Regions from separate parts of the Homo sapiens genome. Here region 2 is linked to region 1. Evidence: chromatin loops called from intact Hi-C (ENCODE). Cell type or tissue: B cell. All regions are shown on one strand.

What was found. A loop is a pair of places that touch in the nucleus more often than their neighbours do. Peaks named below come from ENCODE experiments on the same cell type or tissue, not always from the same donor. Only the 100,000 strongest peaks of a DNase experiment are listed, where the experiment ranks them.
Region 2: a loop joins it to region 1, with 24 times the contacts of the local background. A loop is called at or near these places in 2 of 110 quality-filtered maps.

What each region holds. Positions count from the first base shown.
Region 1 is chr1:9,424,185-9,432,184 of GRCh38, reverse strand. It overlaps LINC02606 (long intergenic non-protein coding RNA 2606), which reads left to right and starts at 3,189. Exons shown (of 2, transcript NR_104622.2): 1 at 3,189-3,263; 2 at 4,804-7,091. RefSeq lists enhancers at 2,944-3,033, 3,094-3,323, 3,822-4,456, 5,842-5,891. In B cell, CTCF peaks have their summits at 3,303 and 3,506 (motif pointing left); DNase peaks (open chromatin) are centred at 3,194 and 5,684; H3K4me3 peaks cover 2,327 bases; H3K27ac peaks cover 4,465 bases.
Region 2 is chr1:8,875,830-8,883,829 of GRCh38, reverse strand. It overlaps ENO1 (enolase 1), which reads left to right and starts at 5,144. Exons shown (of 12, transcript NM_001428.5): 1 at 5,144-5,250. ENO1-AS1 (ENO1 antisense RNA 1) reads right to left here and starts at 4,995. Exons shown (of 2, transcript NR_038351.1): 1 at 4,870-4,995; 2 at 3,945-4,265. It also overlaps the pseudogene RNU6-304P. RefSeq lists enhancers at 1-346, 4,529-5,120, 5,121-5,714, 5,715-6,307 and silencers at 4,421-4,670, 5,391-5,440, 5,651-5,770. In B cell, CTCF peaks have their summits at 4,195 and 4,394; DNase peaks (open chromatin) are centred at 5,049, 5,749, 6,464, 7,250 and 1 weaker place; H3K4me3 peaks cover 3,024 bases; H3K27ac peaks cover 3,033 bases.

The DNA.
Region 1 (8,000 bases):
TGTAATCCCAGCACTTTGGGAGGCCAAGGCAGGGGGATCACAAGGTTGGGAGTTTGAGACCAGCCTGATCAACATGGTGAAACCCCATCTCTACTAAAAACACAAAAATTAGCCAGGCATGGTGGCGTGCACCTGTAGTCCCAGCTACTCAGGAGGCTGAGGCAGAAGAATTGTTTGAACCTGGGAGGTGGAGGTTGCAGTGAGCTGAGATCCCACCACTGCACTCCAGCCTGGGCAACAGAGTGAGACTCTGTCTTCAAAAAACAGATTAGGACACTGGAGAGACACCAGCAGCAAGCGTGTGCAGGCACACAGAGAGAAGATCATGTATGTGAGGACACAGAGAGAAAGTGGTTATCTGCAAGTCAAGAAGAGAGGCTAAGGGAGAAACCAAACCTGCTGACACCTTCAGCCTGGATTTCTGCCCCCCAGAACCATGAGAAAACAAACATCTGCTGTTTAAATCCCTCCATCTGTGGCATTTTGTTATGGCAGCCTAAGCGGACTTGGACAGTGAAGTCGCCCTCTCAGGGAAGTTCTTTCCCAGCCTGCCTCTTCAGCATGATCTGCTTTTCCTTCATCACTTATCACAATTTATGAAGAATGTCTTATTTGGGTGACTGCATGACTACTGTCTATAGCCCCTTTCTCAGCATACAGACTCCAGGGGAGCGAGGGGACATTCAGGTTCTCCATTGCATCTCCAGGAGCTATGCTATGTTTGCTGGTCATCTAGGGGTGTTCAATATTGTCAAACGAAAGCCTTAGGTATTATTTTGTCCACAATAGAAATGAGGAAACTGAGGCTCAGGAAGGTTAAATAAATGTCTTAAAGACCACAAAGTATGGCCAGGTGCGGTGGCTCACACCTGTAATCCCAGCCCTTTTTTTTTTTTTTTTTTTTTTTGAGACGGAATCTCGTTCTGTTGCCCAGGCTGGAGTGCAGTGGTGTGATCTGCAACCTCTGCCTCCCAGGTTCAAGCAACTCTCCTGCCTCAGCCTCCTGGATAGCTGGTACTATATAGGTGCCCGCCACCACGCCCGATTAATTTTAGTATTTTTAGTAGAGACGAGGTTTCACCACATTAGCCAGGGTGGTCTCGAACTCCTGACCGCAGGTGATCCACTTGCCTCGGCTTCCCAAAGAATCCCAGCACTTTGAGAGGCCAAAGCAGATGAACCACCTGAGACCAGGGGTTCAAGACCAGCCTGGCCAACATAGCAAAACCCCGTCTCTACTAAAAATACAAAAATTAGCCAGGTGTGGTGGTGGGCGCCTGTAGTCCCAGCTACTTGGGAGGCTGAGGCAGGAGAATCTCTTGAACCCGGGAGGCGGAGGTTGCAGTGAGCCCACATGGGGCCACTGCATTCCAGCCTAGGCCACAGAGTGAGACTCCATCTCAAAAAAAAAAAAAAAAAAAAGCCACAAAGCAGCTAAGTGGTAAAGGGAGTCTGGAACCCAAGCCTCTAAAGCTCTAGCTCCTAACCATGCCTTAACCCTTGGATTCTGCAATGCACCCATTCTCTCCACAGACCTGTACTGAGCACCTATCATGTGCCACGCACTCTGTCTCAGAATTGGGGATGGAGCAATGATGAAACAAATTCCTGTCTTCATGCGGAGAGGGACATCAAATAAGATAAAGAACTAAATTAAACGGTTTATTAGAAGGTGATACATTAAATGCAATGGAGCAAAAGGAAGGGAATGGGAATGCGGGCTTGGGGGAGTCTGATTTGCAATTTAAAACCAGGAGGTTGGTGAAAGCCTTTCTCAGTGAGGAACATTTGAGCCAAGTCTTGGAGGAGGTAAGGGAGAGAGCCCTGGGGATAACTGAGGACAAGTTCCAGGCAGAGGTAAAGGCAAGTTCAGGATCCCAGAGGCAGAAGCAAGCCTGGCAGAATGGCCACTGTGGCTGGTGTTAAGTGAGAACGGAGACAAGAAAGGAAAGGTCTAGAACAGAGGCCTGGCCGTGTGGAACACTTCTAGCCATGGTAAAGGTTTGGCTTTTACTCTGAGACAGGAGGCCTGGTAGTTTTTGCACAGAGGAGGCACATGATATGACTTTTAACAGAATTACTGAGGTTGTTATGTAAACACAGACTGACGGGGTGGGAGCAGAGGAAGGACCAGCTAGGCAATTACAATAATCCAGGTGAGAGATGGGGGCTTGGTCTAAGATGCTGTTAGTGGATACCGGATTCTGGGGAAAAAAGAAAAGCCAATAGGATCTGCTGACAGATTTGACACGGGATGAAGAACTCTAAGTTTACAGCCTGAGAAGCCAGAAGGATTTTTCTTGAGGATGAATTCCAGGCTGGAGCTATAAGGAGGGGAGTCATCAGCACATAGTCTTTAAAGCCATGAAACCCGATGAAATCATCAAGAGATTAAGCGAAAAGAAAGAGAAGTCCAAGGAGCCAGTGCTGGGGGTACTGATACATTTAGAGGTCAGGAAAAAGAGGAGAGGCTAGCAAAAGAAACAGAGAAGGTGGGGCAGGGATGGAGGAGAAAAACAAGCGTGTGCACTGCCAAAAGCCAAGTGAAGAAAGTTTTGCGGAGGAGAGGGTGATAAACTGTATCAAAAATTGCTGATAGAGCAGGTAAGAGGAGGACTTGGGAGAGACTGAGTTTGGCTGGAGGGAGTTCAACAGAGTGGGAGGAGAGAGCTGGACAAAGAATATATACACTCTTCCAAGGAGTTACGGTATTCAGAAAGCGAAGGGATGGGGTGGGAGCTGGAGCCACCACAGGGTTCTCAGGAAGGGGGAAATTACATGTTTATATGCTGATGGGAACGATCCCTTCGAGAAGAAGTTAAGGCTCAAAAAGGTCAGGTTATCCCGGCACCAGTCTGGTCCAAACTCTTCTTCCCACCCCTAAACTACTGAAGTGATACATTTAAGTCTTCCCAGCCCTCCTGCCTTACACGAAATCCGATTAGGGCAGTTTGCATTTTTACTTTAATGGGGACATGTGATATTTAGCACCTTCGGTCAAGACGCCCCTCAAATAGGTTTTCGGGCTCTGCGTCCCAGCACGGCCTCCCGCGCGCTTTCGAAACGTCACCCTTGTCAGCTGTCCAGTTTTCCTCCAATCCCGCCTCGGGGGCGGGGCTGGCGCACCGTCTCTACAGCAACGCCTTAGCCAGAGGGTGCTCAGGTTTTCGGGACCGCGCGTGGCGCTCTCAGATGACGTCACACACCCGCGGCGCTTGCGTGACGTAAGCCCTGCTCAGTAAGAAGGCTCCGCAGGTCGGCAGGTAGGAAGAGCACTACCTCGCACACTGCGCATGCGCCACCTCGGGTGGCCTCAAGGTTGCTGTCGGGAGTTGGGTTTGAGGTCGGCTCCCTCTGGCTGCTGTCTCTTTAACCTGAACTAGAGAAGTCCTCCGCGATGCTGCAGTTTCCCGCTGGCTTTCTCGGAGCCACCTTGCGGGCAGATATCCGAGAATCAGAGTTCATTCTCTTCATCTTGCCCATCTCTTACCTCTGCTGGCGAGTTCTTCGTTGCATCCCAGTCTGAAAGTGCTAGTCGAACTCCCAATTTGCTGTTGCCCGCAAGCTTCCTCTAGCAGGTCATCTCCCTTCGAAACAGATGCTTTCAAATCTTGTGTCCTGGAAAGATTAGTAACCGTGCTCTTTAGCACTGGTGTTTGTAAGGGTAACCAGGCTACAACTGAGGACCTGAGAATTTCGGCTTTGAATCAAGTACTTGAGCTTTTACGTGCTAGGACCCGTGACTTTTGTTCACTGCTCGTGACTCTTTCTGTCTTCTTTCACATTTTTAGCCAGGATCCAGTTGGCCTTACTAAGTAAATGACCTCCAGAAAAATGAAGTATCGGCCAGGCGTGGTGGCTCACACCTGTTACCCCAGCACTGTGGGAGGCCGAGTTGGGCGGATCACTTGAGGCCAGCCTGGCCAACATGGTGAAACCCCGTCTCTACTAAAAATACAAAAATTAGCCAGGCGTGGTGGTGCACGCCTGTAATCCCAGCTGCTCCGGAGGCTGAGGCAGGAGAATCGCTTGAACCCGGGAGGTGGAGGTTGCAGTGAGTCGAGCTGGCACCACTGGACTTCAGCCTGACCGACGGTGAGACTCCGGCTCAAAAGAAACAAAAACAAACAAACAAACAAAGAAAAATAAAGTATCACTGTTCTAAAACTTAGAATTCCTTTACGTATTCATTGGCTGACATTGATTAAGCACCTATGCTTTTTTTTTTTTTTTTTTTTTTTGAGACAGAGTCTTGCTCTGTCAACCAGGCTGGAGTGCAATGGCGAGATCTCGGCTCACTGCAACCTCTGCCTCCCGGGTTCAAGCAATTCTCCTGCCTCAGCCTCCCGAGTAGCTGGGACTACAAGCACCCATTCTTTCCTGGATACTGTGCTGAACCTGGGGGCTACAGTGAGGATGACATCTGTCTCTGACATCATGGCACATTTAGGTGGTTAATTCAAGAAACATTGAAGTCCCACCTGTTTGCTAGGTACAGTTTAGATTATAAATGCTCATTGAAAGAATGAAGTGTGAACTAAGATCTAGCATGAGGCTGGGATTCGGTTTGAATTGAACCTTGGCCCTGCTCCTTAGGCGCTGTATGAGCTGGGGTGACTTCTGAACCCTCCTGCACATCTATTTCATGATTCATAGAAATGGGCATAATAATGCCTACTTCCTTAAGGTATCATGAGAGTTAAACCTCATGCTATGGTTTGGGGAGTCTTTTGTTTCCACTTCCTTATGATTCTTCCCTTCAGAAAAATGAAAAATTAAAAACCCTGTTTTCTCCTTACGCAGAGAACACCACCACTAATGGGAAGACTGCCCCCTGACCGGCACATGGCCTCAGCATTCATCCACAGATGCTCCTCAAATTGTTTTAAAAACAGCTTTTTTTAAAAGCTGTTTGTCTATGAAGATTAAATGAGTTAATAATATAAGCAAAGCACTTTGCATGGCTACTGGGCACGGTGGTTCATGCCTGTAATTCCAGCACTTTGGGAGGCCGAAGCAGGTGGATCACCTGAGGTCAGGAGTTCAAGACCAGCCTGATCAACATGGCGAAACCCTGTCTCTATTAAAAATACAAAAAAAATAGCCGGGCATGGTGGCACGTGCCTGTAATCCCAGCTACTTGGGAGGCTAAGGCAGGAGAATCGCTTGAACCTGGGAGGCAGAGGTTGCAGTGAGCCGAGACCTCGCCGTTGCACTCCAGCCTGGTTGACAGAGCAAGACTCTGTCTCAAAAAACAAAAAAACCCCAGCTTTTGTCCAGAGGTTGCTTTTTGTGGGTCTGTACGCTGAGGCCAAGTTCTATGTAAGCAGAGCCCTCCCACCTCACCTCCAAACAATGCCTCTAAACCATCACAATCTGAAAGGAAAATAAATCCCTTTCTTCAATGGTGACCTGAAGCTAGCCAAGGACCGGGTGCTGGCAGGTGGCCTGCGAGACTGGGTCGGATCCCGGGTTACTGTCTGAGGAGGGATGCCGTGCTGTAAGGGTTGGGGAGCCAGTGTCTGGCTTCCTTGTCACCACAAGACCTGTGGTTTCCAGCTCTGTCTGCATCCAGGTCCCACTAACCAACAGCAGGAGAGAAAACAGTTGTGCACACAGGCGGACGCGCACACGCGCACCTGGCCCCCCAGACGTGCACAGCCCTCAGAGGAAGTGGAGCACCAGATGTTCTGGGTTTCCTGTTCGACGCTTCCACAGCTGGTCGAGTCTGTGGTTGTGGTTTGTCTGTCTCGGGCTCATGTGAGAGACAAAAGCTGGGCTGACGGGAAACCTCTTCTCTCGGCCCCCACTCCCCAGCTCTGACTGATTAGGAAACCTGGCAGGTCAGAAATTTCCTGAAACACCCAGAGCTGGATTCTCCCAAGAAGAAGCTGAACCCCCAACTCCCATCCCTGAGGAGCAGCCCCTGGGCTGATGATCAGGACTTACAGAACCTGGGGCGATGGAAACCTCTACAAATATCCCATTTAGAAAGACCGCCAGCCCTGCCAACAGAATGAAACGGAGGCCAGGTTGCTATGGTCTCTACTCCAATGCCTGACATTGAGCCGCTGCTGCAAAACACTCAGCACATGAAGGAATGAATGAGGAACAGAGAACTTCACCTTTGGGGGTTGGGTGTACAAGCCCCAACTGGGCCCCAAGTCCCATAAATAGCTTTGGATTCCAACATACAAGCATTTGACGCAGCGAGGTGCTGCCGACTTGCTCTGTGACTTGGAGCAAGTCATTTAGCCTCTCTGGGCCTGGTGTCCTCATCTGCAGAATGGAGATGATAATATCTACTTCACAAAGGTGTGAAGGCCCTGTGAGACACCGCATGTGGATTTCCTCGACATTGTTTGCCCATCGTAACTGCTCCAGAGAGGCTGGGCTCCCTTTTCTCGTTGCAACACTGCTGTTTATTTCAGGAGATACTCTAAAAGGGAAGCAAGCTAAAACAAAGAACAACCAAAAACACTGATCCCGGGACAACTGCCCGGCAGGACAGCAGAGCAAGGGTACTTGGTGCTCTTCGTTGGGGGGATGTTGGGAGAAGGGGCTGGAGCCATCCCAGGGTCTCCAGGCTCTGGAAGGGAGCACCCCATGTCCTCCTCTGGGTGTGGAATAGGGTGAGTGTCTTAGGGGTGGAGAGAGAACAGGCAGAGTGTGCTCTCACCCCTTAGCTCTGTAGTGATTTTAATGATTAAGGCTACTGTTCGGTCTGCATTTGGACCTGAGCAACAGGGACCCCTGCCCAGAGGTCCATCCTTCAGCAGCGTGCACTGCATCCCCCTCCACTGCAGCTGACTCTATGAGATGAAGCATCTGTCGCTCAGTGTAGCCATCAGGTCCACTGCCCCTGAAATATGACTGACTAGGTTCAAATGTTGACTCTGACACTTAGAAGCTGTGCCACCTTGGGGCAAGTTACTTCATCTCTCTGTGCCTTACTTTCTTCCTTTATAAAATGGGTAAAATAATAACCACACCATCGGTTGTCTATGAAGATTAAATGAGTTGATAATATATGCAAAGCACTTAGCATGGCTACTGGCACAAGGGTCAGTAAACGTTAACTGTTCCACACATGAATGTGTTTGATTCTTATAATGCCCCATGGGTAGATTCTGTTATTAGCTCTGTTTTACACATGAGAAAACTTAGGCACAGGAGGTAAAGTAACATTTGCAAGGTCACACCGTTAAGTAGCAAGGCTGAGGCTTTACTCCAGTTCTTTTTTTTTTTTTTTTTTTTGAGGCATCTCACCAGGCTGGAGTGCAGTGGCACAATCTCAGCTCACTGCAACCTCTGCCTCCCGGGCTCAAGCAATTCTCCTGCCTCAGCCTCCCGAGTAGCTGGGATTACAGGTGTGCACCACCATGCCCGGCTAATTTTTGTATTTTTAGTAGATACGGAGTTTCGTCATGTTGGCCAGGCTGGTCTCGAACTCCTGACCTCAGGCGATCCACCTGCCTTGGCCTCCCAAAGTGCTGGGATTACAGGCATGAGCCACCACACCTGGCCTCCAGTTCTTTCTGACTCTGGTATGTGTGGCTTCACACTTACCCCCAGTTGCATTTTTTTTTCTCTCCTGGGAGTCCTCCACCACCTTCACCCCACCCCCACCCCATCCCACCCCCACCCCATTGATGCTAAGCCTCTCCCTGCTGTCCAGGATCTCACCACCTGCAACCTCCAGCTGGATTTGCCTTTTCAGTTCAAGGTCTTGACTCTTGACTGATGTTTCCCCGCAAAAGCTGACATTGCAGAGTGACTTCGTACAAGCCATTGTTCCTGGCTGGGAATCACCCGAGTTCATTCATGAGAAGGTCCCGAGTGATCTAGGACTGTTTGTATTTTTACCCAAAGAAATGAGTCTTTTGGGATAATTTCAGGCACAAAGAGCAGTCTGGCAGGGGAGACATTTTTTATTTGTTGCTTTAGTTGGGGAAGTAAGCCTTTGGCTCACCTCTAAATTCCCACTGCTCCCCTCCCAC
Region 2 (8,000 bases), 550 kb after region 1:
GACTGCCGACCTCCCCCTGAGACTATTATCACATCCATCCCAAAGATAAAGGCGCTGGGGCCCTGAGGGAGGCCATGCTGAGCTCTTTGATGCCAAATAGAGATGCTTTCCTCTGATGCCTGCTGAGACAGACTTTCCAGAAGTTGTTCTCCCTCGGCTGTCACTTGGGTGCCCCTTCATGACCTCTGCCCAGGGGAACTCTGCTCCCAGCTTCCCCAGCTCCCCTGGGCCTTCTTGCTTAATCACCTCCCCTTTACTCCTCTCATTTGGACACCCTGAGGAATGCCAACCTAGCATGACTTGCCAGCACATATACTAAAAAAAAATTGGAATGATACAGAGAAGATCAGCATGGGCCCCGCGCGAGGACGTCATGCAAATCTGTGAAGTGTTCTGTACTTATAATTTTTTTATATATATTTAAAAATAAAATACGGCTGGGCACGGTGGCTCACACCTATAATCTCAGCACTTTGGGAGGCTGAGGCGGGAGGATCAAGAGGTCAGGAGATCAAGACCATCATAGCTAATACGGTGAGACCCCATCTCTACTAAAAATACAAAAGCTTAGCCGGGCGTGGTGGCATGCGGCTGTAATCCCAGCTAATCCGGAGGCTGAGGCAGGAGAATCGCTTGAACCCGGGAGGCAAAGGTTGCAGTGAGCCAAGACTGTGCCCCTACACTCCAGCCTGGGTGACAGAGAGAGACTCTGTATCAAAAATAAAATAAAATAATATAAAATAGGCTGGGCGAGGTGGCTCATGCCTGTAATCTCATCACTTTGGGAGGCCGAGGCAGGTGGATCACGAGGTCAGGAGTTTGAGACCAGCCTGGCCAACATGGTAAAACCCTGCCTCTACTAAAAATACAAAAAAAATTGGCTGGGCGTGGTAGTGGGTGCCTGTAATCCCAGCTACTCAGGAGGCTGAGGCAGGAGGATCGCTTGAATCCAGGAGGCAGAGGTTGCAGTGAGTCGAGATCGCATCAGTGCACTCCAGCCTGGGCAAAAAAAAATGAGACTCCTTCTAAAAATAAAAAAAAAAAAATCATTTTAAAAAGCAAGGGAATAGACCAGGTGCGGTGGCTCACACTTGTAATCCCAGCACTTTGGGAGGCTGAAGCAGGTGGATCACGAGGTCAGGAGATCGAGACCATTCTGGCTAACATGGTGAAACCCCATCTCTACCAAAAATACAAAAAATTAGCTGGGTGTGGTGGCGGGCACCTCTAGTCCCAGCTACTCGGGAGGCTGAGGCAAGAGAATGGTGTGAACCGGAGAGGCGGAACTTAAAGTGAGCTGAGATCAGCCACTGCACTCCAGCCTGTGCGACAGAGTGAGACTCCGTCTCAAAAAAAAAAAAAAAAAAAAAAAAAAGCAAGGGAATAATAAAACACAAAATTTAGAATAGTGGCTACCTCTGGGGTCAAAGAACATACAGGGGACCTAAATGACATTACTAATGTTCCATTTCTTTTTTTTATTTTTTTGAGAAGGAATCTTGCTCTGTCGCCCGGCTGGAGTGTAATGGCACACTCTTGGCTCATTGCAACCTCCGCCTCCCGGGTTCAAATGATTCTCCTGCCTCAGCCTCCCGAGCAGCTGGGAGTACAGGCATGTACCACCACACCCGGCTAATCTTTGTATTTTTGGTAGAGATGGGGTTTCACCATGTTGGCCAGGCTGGTCTTGAACTCCTGACCTCAGGTCATCCACCCGCCTTAACCTCCCAAAGTGCTGGGATTACAGGCATGAGCCACCGCACCCGGCCTCCATTTCTTTTTTCTTTTTTTTTTTTAACTTTCCATTTCTTTTCTTTTTTTAACTCTTGTTGCCCAGGCTGGAGTGCAATGGCATGATCTTGGCTCACTGCAACCTCTGCCTCTTGGGTTCAAGCAATTCTCTTGCCTTAGCCTCCTGAGTAGCTGGGATTACAGGCATGTGCCACCACACCTGGCTAATTTTTTGTATTTTTAGTCGAGATGGGGTTTCACCATGTTGGCCAGGCTGGTCTCAAACTCCTGACCTCAGGTGATCCACCCCCCTCAGCCTCCCAAAGTGATGGGATTATAGGGGTGAGCCACCATGTCCGGCCCCATTTCTTCCTTTGAGACAGGTCTTTATCTCCCAGGCTGGAGTGCACTGGTACAATCATAGCTCATTGTAATCTTAACCTCCTGGGCTCAAGTGACACTCCCACCCGAGTCTCCCAAGCAGCTGGGATAGGACTACAGGCATGTGCCACATCTGCCTAATTTTTTAGTTTTTACAGAGACTGGGGTCTCCTCCATGTTGCCCAGGCTGTTCTGCTGTTCTGGAACTCCTGGGCTCAAGCAATCCTCCTGCCTCAGCCTCCCTAAGTGCTGGGAGTACTGATGTGAGCCACTAAGCCTGGACTCTAGGGTTCCATTTCTTTCTTTCTTTCTTTTTTTTTTTTTTTTTTTTTGGAGACGGTGTCTCGCTCTGTCATCCAGGCTGGAGTGCAGTGGCGTGATCTCGGCTCACTGCAAGCTCCGCCTCCCGGGTTCAAGTGGTTCTCCTGCCTCAGCCTCCTGAGTAACTGGGACTACAGGCGCCTGCCACCAAGCCCAGCTGATTTTTATATTTTTAGTAGAGACGGGGTTTCACCATGTTGGTCAGGCTAGTCTTGGAACTCCTGACCTCGTCATCCGCCCGCCTCGGCCTCCCAAAGTGCTGGGATGACAGGCGTGAGCCACCGCGCCCAGCATGGTGTTCCATTTCTTAAGCGGGATGTGGGTACACAGAGATTTATATACGCTTTATGTAGTCTCTGGTGTACGTGAAATACTGAGTGATGAATACCAAAACCTCATGATCTGTTATGAGGAGGGACCATCCAGCTACATCCCCTTCTGCACTCATCTGGTATCTTACCTCCCCAGAGCTCCTTATCCAACCCTGAAGTTCCCTATCTGGCTGGAGACCCTCTTTCACAAAGATCCCTTTCTCAAGCTGACCAGTGATTTTTACACACGTATCACAGGGAGAATCAGTAATCCAAGCGAGTTACAGGTCGTAGCAGATTCACTCTCCCTTGATCCCGGCCACCTGCAGACACCATGCATGTGTTACCTACAGTGCTTCAAGGTGTGGTATTCTGATAGCTTTGGACAGTTATTCCCCACCTGCCCACCACCAATAAAACTTCTCAACAAGCTTACAGCAAGTGAGAAATAATAACTAAATGCAATGCCGTTGTGCTGACTACAAGCAAATGTGAACCCCACAGCCTGCTAACAAAGCCTAAGGAGCTATGGAAACAGGGAGGGCATTTGGCAGCCTGTGAATTTTGAAAAAGATTTCAGGACATCTCTAGTAATCATTAACATTTTAGCTACAATGTGAGGTCGAAGTGCTGGCTCAGAATGTGGCGCTGCAGCCTCCAAGAATCTTGCAACGGCAGCAGTCCGGGATCATGTTCGGCCTCTGATTTCCTGCTAGATTTACTGGTTCTGGCCACAGCAGAGTATCTTTATCTCTCTAACCATTTTTATGTAAAATAAGATTGTTTGGAGCCCTTTCAGGGCCACGCCTTAGAATTGCTCTGAGAGTACCAAGTGCCTGATTTCTTAGAGTCCTTACCAGTAGGAGATGTTGGCTGTTGATTTAGCTGCTGAGTCATGGGGCTGGGGATAGTGGTTTTCAGTAGCCAAAAACGTTAGTGTGTTGCTGGTGAAATCACAAACTCTGCTTGCAAAATTTTACTCTTTTTTTTTTTCTTTTTGCTGAATTTAATCCTAAAGTTCTTGCTTCTTACTCACTGGAAAGCAAATACTATGGTCTCAATAGGCCTTAATTTTTAACCAACGCCATGGAAACCTGTCTGTAGCTAAGAGGATAAAAATGCTAGGGGTTAAGGAAGAAAAGCAGGTTTTGCAGCTGACCAGAAGAAATAATTAAATTCAAGTACATATTTGAACACCTCTTTACAAGGAAATGAGGAAAATCAGATGTTTTAGTTCTCTTACAGACCAGCAGTAATGTTGAAAAATATAAAAGTAGCCGTAACAGAAAACGAAGTGATCATCTCAGCCCTCCCTTGGAGTGGGGGGATATATTGCGGAGCTGAGTTTTAATGGCTATCAGTTCTTGATCAGAAAAGTGAAATCACTCCAACTCCTTCCGTATTCCACGGAATATGACCCGTCTTGAACTTTGAGAAATTCCCCGGGTCTGTGTGAAATTCCAGTTCCAAATAATTCACATGAATGGTTCACAAGAATCCAGGTAGGTTTGATCTAGTTCCCTAGATGGGAATGAGAGGGATGTAAAATTTGAGAGGCAACATGACATGGACTAGAGAGAGAATGAATTAACACTGGGGAAGCACGTGGGGGCGCGCCGGACACCTAGAAGGCACTCAAAAAGTATGAGGTAGAATTAAAGGAAAGTGAACCTTCCTTTGGCTGTCTCGGCCTGATTCTCACCGCAGCAAGGAGAAAGGGACAGGGTCACCTTGGCGGGTGCCAGGCGGAGCCCGGCCAGACGGGCGCGGCTGGAGGGCAGCGCGCAGGCGCAGGCGGCGCACGTGGCCCCGGACACGCAGCGCTGCGGCGGGGCCAGCGCCCCAACCCCGGAGTGGGGCCGAGGCGCGCAGCCTCTCAACGACTCGACGCCAACGGGGTCTCTCGGATCGCGGCGCGAGGCAGGAGGGGCGGGGCAGGAGGGCCGCGGCAGGCCCGGGCCGCCAAAGTTGTCAGCAAGGTCGAGGGCCGGACGTGGGGCCCCAGAGCGACGCTGAGTGCGTGCGGGACTCGGAGTACGTGACGGAGCCCCGAGCTCTCATGCCCGCCACGCCGCCCCGGGCCATCCCCCGGAGCCCCGGCTCCGCACACCCCAGTTCGGCTCACCGGTCCTATCTGGGGCCAGAGTTTCGCCCGCACCACTACAGGGCCGCTGGGGAGTCGGGGCCCCCCAGATCTGCCCGCCTCAAGTCCGCGGGACGTCACCCCCCTTTCCACGCTACTGCAGCCGTCGCAGTCCCACCCCTTTCCGGGAGGTGAGGGAATGAGTGACGGCTCTCCCGACGAATGGCGAGGCGGAGCTGAGGGGGCGTGCCCCGGAGGCGGGAAGTGGGTGGGGCTCGCCTTAGCTAGGCAGGAAGTCGGCGCGGGCGGCGCGGACAGTATCTGTGGGTACCCGGAGCACGGAGATCTCGCCGGCTTTACGTTCACCTCGGTGTCTGCAGCACCCTCCGCTTCCTCTCCTAGGCGACGAGACCCAGTGGCTAGGTAATGATTGGGGAAGGGCTGAGCAACGGGCAGGCGGCGCAGGGCTTTTCTGGGCTTGTGGGGCTCTTTTCCCTCCGAGGGAGGCGGCGCGCCCGCAGGCCCAGCGTGGCGGGGTCGGGGGCACGTGCAAGCCGCCTCCCTGGGTGGGAACTGGCGCCCCCGCTCACCCCGAGGCCCGGGGCGGGGGCGCAATGCCAGGCGCACGTGCTGGGCCCCCGATTTCTTTGGAGGGGAAAGTGCAGATCAACACGTGATTACCGACTGCGGGGCCGAGTCACTGTCAGGGAAGGTCGGGAGCTGCACACGCGAGCTGCTTAGCACAGCGGGAGTTGGGAGTGGAAGTTGCTTTTCCATCGTAGCCAAGTGTAAGGTTTTTGGGATAGACGCAGACTTAGCGGCGGTGGCCACTCAGGCCAGGCCCTTCCTAAAATGGAGGAGGGCGGCGATAGTGGAGATGGCCACGAGGCTGCGGCCCCCTCCCCCACCGGTAGCCCCCGCCTCTCGCCCGCGCTCGCGGCCCGCGCTTCTGCCTAGTAAGCGGTGACTCATTTAACTCCGAGAAGGCACCTCTTGAGGAACCTACAGCAGAGCCGTTAGATCATTGGCAAGTCCTCCAGGCGACCTCGCCCAAGTTGGGCAAGAGCGGCTCCCCGGCTGGCCACCAAAAATCGGGCCTGATCTGATTTGGTTTTTTTTTTTTTTTGAGTTTTGCTATTGTTGCCCAGGCTGGAGTGCAATTGCGCGATCTCGGATCTCGGTTCACCGCAACCTCGGCCTCCTGGGTTCAAGCGATTCTCCTACCTCAGCCTCCCGAGTAGCTGGGATTACAGGCATGCGCCACCACGCCCGGCTAATTTTGTTTTTTTTTTGTTGTTGTTGTTGTTTTAGTAGAGGCGGTGTTTCACCATGTTGGCCAGGCTGGTCTTGAGCTCCCGACCTCAGGTGATCCGCCCGCCTCGGCCTCCCAAAGTGCTGGGATTACAGGCGTGAGCCACCGCGCTAGGCCAAGAAGGATGTATTTTAAGAAAGCTTCCTGTTCAATGTTCCCCTGCTCTGTGCGCTTCTCTGGGCGGTAGGGTCCATTGCTTCACTTGCCTTTCAGGCCCACCCGGGCCCTGACTGCTCCATTCATTTACCGTGTCCCTAATTCGGGGTTCCATCCAGGCAGCTAAAAAAGCTGTGAATGGTCCGGGCGCGGTGGCTCACGCCTGTAATCCGAGCACTTTGGGATGCCGAGGTGGGCCTCCTCAGGATCACCTGAGGTCGGGAGTTAGAGACCAGCCTGACCAACGTGGTGAAACCCCGTCTCTACTGAAAATACAAAAATCGACCAGGCGCGGTGGCTCACGCCTGTAATCCTAGCACTTTGGGAGGCCGAGGTGGGTGGCTCACGAGGTCAGGAGATCGAGACCATCCTACTCTACTAAACCCCATCTCTACTAAAAATACAAAAAATTAGCCGGGTGTGGTGGTGGGCGCCTGTAGTCCCAGCTACTCTGGAGGCGGAGCCTGCAGTGAGTCGAGATCGTGTCACTGCACTCTAGCCTGGGCGAAAGAGCGCGACTCCGTCTCAAAAAAAAAAAAAAATCACCTGGGCGTAATGGCAGGCGCCTGTAATCCCACCTACTCGGGAGGCTGAGACAGGAGGCTGAGGTTGCAGTGAGCCAAAATGGCGCCATTGCACTCCAGTCTGGGCGACAACAGCGAAACTCCGTCTCAAAAAATAAAAAAAAAATCACACTTTATTTTCACATCCTAAGACGTTTGTCTTTTTTTTTTTTTCTGAGACGGAGTCTCTCTGTCGCCCAGGCTGGAGTGTAGTGGCGCGATCTCGACTCACTGCAAGCTCCACCTCCCGGGTTCACACCATTCTTCTGCCTCAGCCTCCTCTCCTGACCTCGTGATCCACCCTCCTCGGCCTCCCAAAGTGCTGGGATTACAGGCGTGAGCCACCGCGCCCGGCCAAGACTTTCTTTCGTCTTAAGTCACTAAAATGAAAACAAAAGTACTGAGGCACCCTAATAAAATTGCCTTTAAAAGTATGACTGAAATACTCAAAGTATACCACAGTGGTGGCCTGGAGATGGGGCAGGGGGATATTGACTGGAAATGGCCTGAGATAACTTTTTGCAGTGATGGAAATGTTACTCGGGTATATAATTTGCCAAAACGCAAAATTAAATCTAAAAATATGTTTAAACAAATTTGCCTTTTTGGAACCTAGTAAAAAGTAAGTACCTTTTTTTGGCTAATGAATAAAACTCCATTGTTACATAGACAACAAAGCCACAGAAGTGACTTCAGTAAATAATTTTGAAAGTTAAAAACCTGCCACTTGCCACCTCAGGACATTCCAGAGAAGATGTTGGAGGGGAGCCCAGGTAGATAATGGCTTTAAACACTAAGTTCCTCTCACCCACCTCAGTTCTATAAGTTGTTCAGTTAGTTTCTTTGGAGAGCGCCAAGGAAAAAAGTAAGAATGGGTTTTTCTTTGAGGAATTGGTATTTGTTGTTCATTGCTGGAAATTCTTGTATTTTTTTTTTTAAGGTGGTGTTAAAGGAAGCCCCTTCCCTTGAAGTATCCTGGTGTTCAAAGAATCTTTCCTCTATTTACAAATTATAAAACCCCGTTGGGAAGAAATAATTAGATGTCATTATTGGCTGGTCCTGGTGGCTTACCCCTATAATCATCCTAGCATGCTTTGGGAGGCCAAGGCAGGGGAGGATCGCTTGAGCCCAGGAGTTTGAGA